Regions from separate parts of the Homo sapiens genome. Here region 2 is linked to region 1. A link is an interaction called in ENCODE POLR2A ChIA-PET data of the cell type or tissue named here. Cell type or tissue: GM12878. All regions are shown on one strand. Each heading gives the region's core, and the rest is flanking DNA. Links, peaks and the distances in the headings are about the cores only.

Region 1 (2,924 bases), core at 197-2,696:
GAGACTCTGTCTCAAAAAAAAAGAAAGAAAGAAAGAAAAGAAAACTCCCAGTGAACTGATTTGTTGGAATCGGGATCTAAACCTGCTTAGTTTATAAAACAATTGAACGGAAAAAGCTAAAATTGAGCTCCTTGAACTGATTATATTCCTTGTAAATTCTGCATTCTTTTTTTCCCACTGCAAAGCCAGTGTTGAGCTGTCTAGGGTCTCTTCCTGTTCTAATTCTGCATTCTCATGTATAATTCACCAAATATAAGCTCTTTAAGTACATAGTCTATGCCTTTTATTCATCTGTTTCCCAGGCTCCCGACAGGGTTCTTGGGAAAGGCATTAGTAAATGTTTTCTTTTTGTATGAATGAATATAGGATTAGGACAGGGGTTATGGTAACAGCCAGTGCCCACTGAGCGCTTACTATATGCCAGGGCCTGCATATACTGAATTCTGTATAATCTTCTCATCAACCCAGTGATACAGATACTATTACCATCTCCATTTTACTTAGAGGAAATTTGAAACCTAGAAAGGTGAAGTGACATCTTAAGTCAATTTTACATAATGGTTAGTGGACCTGGAGTCTGCAAACCAGCAGTTTAACTCTCAAGCCTGTGCTCTTGACCAAAACACTATAATGCCTCCTAAAACTAGTATGTAAGTGCTTATTATTTGCCAAGTGCTCTTTGTATATATCTCAGCTAATCCTCACAGCTACCTTCTGAGATGGAGCCTTTTTTGCCTTCATTTTAAACAGATAAGGAAACTGAAAAGTGAGGTGGCCACCATAGTACAGCTACTTAGTGACAGGGAAGGAGGAAAACCCAGTTCTGCCTGGGGGCAAACTGCTCCTAGTTGCCTCCCTGACCCAGTAGCTGTAGTACATGACAATTGTACATTCATCCCTTTGGCAAATGTTTATTCAGCACATGTTATGTGCCAGGTGTTGTACCAAGTGCATTATATACATGATCTCATTTAAACCTCACAGCAACCATGTGAAGTGTTGGTACTATTTTTATTCTCTTTTTTTTTTTTTTTTTTTTTTGAGACGAAGTCTCACTGTCACCCAGGCTGGAGCTGGAGTGCTGTGGTGCAATCTCAGCTCACTGCAGCCTCTGCCTACCAGATTCAAATAATTCTCCTACCTCAGCCTCCTGAGTAGCTGCAATTCCAGGCAAGCGCCACCACACCCAGCTAATTTTTGTATTTTTAGTAGAGACGGGGTTTCCCCATGTTGGTCAGGCTGGTCTCGAACTTCTGACCTCGTGATCCGCCCACCTCAGCCTCCCAAAGTGCTGGGGTTATAGGCGTGAGCCACCATGCCCAGCAAGTCTTCCCATTTATAATGGGGAAACTGAAACTTATGTGTCACTAGTGTGTTGAGTGGAAATAGTGATAATTAATATTTATGACTCCTTCCTGTGTGCTAGTTGTACTGTTTTAAGTGCTTTACATATATTATTTCATGTAATTCTTACCATAACCCTATAATCAGTATATGTTAGAATGTAATATAAGGTACTTTTATCCCCATTACAGGTAAGGAAGTAGGCATTTGCCCATGTTTACATAGCCAGTAAGTGGCAGGGCCAGGTTCACACCTAGGCAGTCTGACTCCACAGCCTGTAATGTAATTGAATCTTGGTTTTTGTCTTCCTCTCTGTAGGCACCCAGATTGGCTGAAAACTTCTGTGTCTGCCATTTAGCTACTGGGGACATGCTGAGGGCCATGGTGGCTTCTGGCTCAGAGCTAGGAAAAAAGCTGAAGGCAACTATGGATGCTGGGAAACTGGTAGGTTTGGTGGTACCAATGAGTGTTGATATTCCTCAGAATCTAGATCTGCACTGTCCAATATGGTAGCCACCAGCCACAGGTGGCTATTTAGATTAATTTAATTAATGTAAAAATCAGTTCCTCAGTTGCACTAGCCATATTTCAAGTATTTACCAGCCAACGCTGATACAGAACTTTCCATCATCAAACAAAATTCTGTTGAACAACCATGTGCTAGAGGGTGTTTTAACAAACTGGCAGATTATAGGAAATTTTTTTTCTTTTTTTTTTGACAAAGTCTCGCTCTGTCGCCCAGGCTGGAGTGCAGTGGCGCAGTCTTGGCTCACTGCAACCTCCACCTCCTGGGTTCAAGCGATTCTTGTACCTCAGCCTCCCGAGTAGCTAGGATTACAGGCACCTGCCACCATGCCTGGCTAATTTTTATGTTTTTAGTAGAGATGGGGTTTCACCATGTTGGCCAGGCTGGTCTCAAACTCCTGACCTCAGGTGATCCACCCTCCTTGGCCTCCCAAAGTGCTGGGATTACAGGCGTGAGCCACCGCACTTGGCCTTGTAAGACTTTTTAGAGTGCAAGTTATTTTGTTTGTTCTGAATTTATGGCACTCATTCATAGTATTCTTGAAGTTTTTCTGTGCTGGTGTGTTTTGTTATATACCTAAATTTTAGAGCCAGAAATGAAACTGCTGTCCCTAGGCCAGAACTCAGAGATGTATTCAAGAGAGGATTTAGGAAGTCACAGAAGTGTTTTTTAACCTGCTTTATGGCTCTGTGTGCTGTTTCTGTAACAAAGCAATTACTTCGCAGTTGTGACAAAGGTAATCCTTCTTATCTGGGGACGATAATTGCATTTTCTCTCTTTTTTTTTGTTCTGAGACCCAGGCTGGTGTGCAGTGGTGCAATCATGGCTTACTACAGCCTCGACCTCCTGGGCTCAAGTGATCCTCCCACTTCGGCCTGATGAGTAGCTAGGGTTACAGGCACACACCTCCATGCCCTGCTACTTTTGTTGTTGTTGTTGTTGTTGTTGTTGTTGTTGTAGAGATGGAGTCTCACTGTGTTGCCCACACTGGTTTTGAACTGAGCTAAACCCAGGAGCAGTCCTCCTGCCCCAGCCTCTCTAAGTGCTGGGATTA
Region 2 (2,924 bases), core at 300-2,799, 360 kb after region 1:
TAATTTTTGCAATCAGACCTGGGCGATAACCTTGAGCAGGATATAAACTCCCACATGCTTAGCGTTCCAATAATGGAACACTAGGCATAAATGGGTTTAAACTGATGAGGTAGAAAATATGGAGCCAGAGGTTGAGGCTTGGGTTGAGAAATCAACACATGTGGCAAGTAATGAAGGATGAAGAATATATTGGAAGAAGGGAAGAGATCACTAAGTGTCAGAAACAAGGCTGAAAAAATAATCAGGCACTAGTTTTCCTTTCTTTGTAAATTTTTATTAAAAAATAGACAGGGTTGGCCAGGCTGGTCTCAAACTCCTGGCCTCAAGCAATCCACCCATCTCAGCCTCCTAAAGTGCTGGGATTACAGGCATAAGCTACCATACCTGGCCTAGTTTTCTTAATATCTGAAGAATGTAAGTGGTCAATAACCAGTTTGAGAAAGTATAGAAATAACAAAGAAAAAACAATTCCCACAGAAAGTAGCATAGGCATATAGATTTCTATTTTTAGCAACGGCATAAAGCACATGTGTGCCCACTCATACATCCAGGTTTTTCTTTTTTCTTTTTTTTTGAGACGGACTCTCGTTCTGTCGCCCAGGCTAGAGTGCAGTGGCACAATCTCGGCTCACTGCAACCTCTGCCTCCCGGGTTTCATGCCATTCTCCTGCCTCAGCCTCCCGAGTAGCTGGGACTACGGGCATCCGCCACCATGCCCGGCTAATTTTTTATATTTTTAGTAGAGACAGGGTTTCACCGTGTTAGCCAGGATGGTCTCGATCTCCTGACCTTGTGATCCGCCCGCTTCAGCCTCCCAAAGTGCTGGGATTACAGGCGTGAGCGACCGCGCCCAGCAGGTTTTTCTTAAAACAAACAAAATAGTAGCATTAGTTTCTCTTACCTGGAATATTTCATCCTTATGTGACTCAAAGGAATGCAACTTAAGTTTCAGATTTCTCAGATCCCACAAGGCAACAGTCTATGTACAAAAAGAAAAGCAAGAGTAATCAATTTTTTAAGAAAAAAAAAATACTGTAAGTAAAATATCTCTGCAATTCAAAAAAACCTAGAGAAATTATGTTTTCTATTAAAATAAACGAAACTGACCTTGTCAGCTGATCCTGTGGCAAGAATGAACTCACTATAAGGATTGAAAGAAAGGCAGTTCACTTCAGCAGTGTGAGCATCAACTGAGTGGCTTGGTTTGGAAGTATTGTTTGAACGAGTATCCCAACTTCAGTGAAAAAAAAACAAAGGAAAAAAACCTTGAAATGGTGACTAAACATAAAACTTAGACAAGATATTTAGAAACTCTGAATGGATTCTACTCACATCATAAGTTTCTGATCATCAGCAACTGACCCAAACAGAGACTCATGGAGTAGATGCCAGGAAACATCTTCTACTACTGCCGTATGCCCTGTAAAGATGGTCTTCGCATCTACCACTTTTCCCTCCTTTGGAACGGCACTGATGTCCCACAGGCAGATGGTCTTAAATGTAAAATTAACCATTATATAAAAGGAAGATTCTCACCTCCCCACACACCCCAAAAAAGAAACCAACTGGTAACTAGCCCAGATTTGCTTCAAAATGGGAAGGATACACACATGGTCATCTGAAGCACTAAGTAAGTGCCCACTGAGATTTGGGTTCCAAGAAAGCCCATAGCCTTCCTTCTGATGTCCACGGAGACGCAAGTCTGGGTTGCACTCTCCAGAAGGATCTGCAAAGTGACAGACACATCAAGACTACCCAGTCCACTGGCTCTCTGGGCCTACTGAGCATAATGGAATTTTGGTCAAGATGTCTAAAGCTCTTAACATTTATAAATGATATAGGAACCGTTATGATCAAATAGATAATGCTTAAACAGCACCAGTATTTTGTTCTATGTAAAAAAGCATTATTTTTTCATGGAGGCAAAATGAAGAAAAATATACACATATCAATACAAATCACAAGATGTTAAATTACACAGAGTAACATGCAATTAAACTCACAGTGAGTGGAACCATGTATTTCTATAGTGACTCATTTGTATTTGAATAGAAAAGGGCACATACCTGGTTTAGAAGGATGTTTTGTATAGTCAAAAACAAGAACATCACTGGAAGGAGTCTTTGTTGCGATGATACAAGGGTTCTGGGGCATATAACGGGCCCTGTTTACTTCTCCTTCATGGTTGATCTTGATTTCTATTTCAATTTTTCCACTAACTGAACCAAAACCTCCAAATTCTGTGAATAAATTAATTGCAAATGAGGACAAAACAAGAGCTACTCTAGAGGTTACCCAGAGTATAAGAACACAGGAAAGGATTTTTTTTCCTTAGCAACAAACTGGCATAATACTAGATGTAATCTATACATTTGCTAGCACTATAAAGTGCTTTCCTACCCCCGTGACTCCAGGTAGTTAAATAACTAATAAGAAATACAGTCAGCTCTCCATATCAGTGGGTTCTTTATCCATGAATTCAACTAGCCATTAATTGAAAATATTCAGAAAAACATTGCATATGTATTGAACATGTACAGATTTCCCCCTCATCATTATCCCCGAACAATATAGTCTATTTATATAACATTTACATTATATTAGGTATTATAGGTAATCTAGAGACATTTTAAAGTATATGAGAAGATCTGCATAGGTTATGTGTAAACATTATGCCATGCTGTATCAGAGACTTCAGCATCTGTGAATTTTGGTATCCAAAGGAGGTCTTGGAAACAATTCCCCACGGATTCTGAGGGATGGCTGTATTATATTACTATCTGAAATTAAGGAAAACTAGAATTCTACTGATGTAGGGTCCAGCCCTACGGGGCTTAGCGGGTGTTCTCCCCGTGTGCGGAGATGAGAGATCATAAGAAATAAAGACACAAGACAAAAGAGATAAAGAGAAAACACCTGAGCCT

What was found. Peaks named below come from ENCODE experiments on the same cell type or tissue, not always from the same donor. Only the 100,000 strongest peaks of a DNase experiment are listed, where the experiment ranks them.
Region 2: POLR2A ChIA-PET joins it to region 1 with 5 read pairs; 2 of 35 experiments call an interaction of 5 or more read pairs at or near these places.

What each region holds. Positions count from the first base shown.
Region 1 is chr1:33,023,306-33,026,229 of GRCh38, reverse strand. AK2 (adenylate kinase 2) reads left to right here. Exons shown (of 6, transcript NM_001625.4): 2 at 1,663-1,788. Among named protein-coding and RNA genes, the nearest start is that of AK2, 12 kb to the left of the region's middle. In GM12878, for the core only: no CTCF peak of the experiment used is centred there; a DNase peak (open chromatin) is centred at 1,375; H3K27ac peaks cover 1,106 bases.
Region 2 is chr1:32,667,541-32,670,464 of GRCh38, reverse strand. RBBP4 (RB binding protein 4, chromatin remodeling factor) reads right to left here. Exons shown (of 12, transcript NM_005610.3): 4 at 2,067-2,240; 5 at 1,611-1,726; 6 at 1,333-1,493; 7 at 1,108-1,234; 8 at 902-979. Among named protein-coding and RNA genes, the nearest start is that of RBBP4, 18 kb to the right of the region's middle. In GM12878, for the core only: no CTCF peak of the experiment used is centred there; no DNase peak of the experiment used is centred there.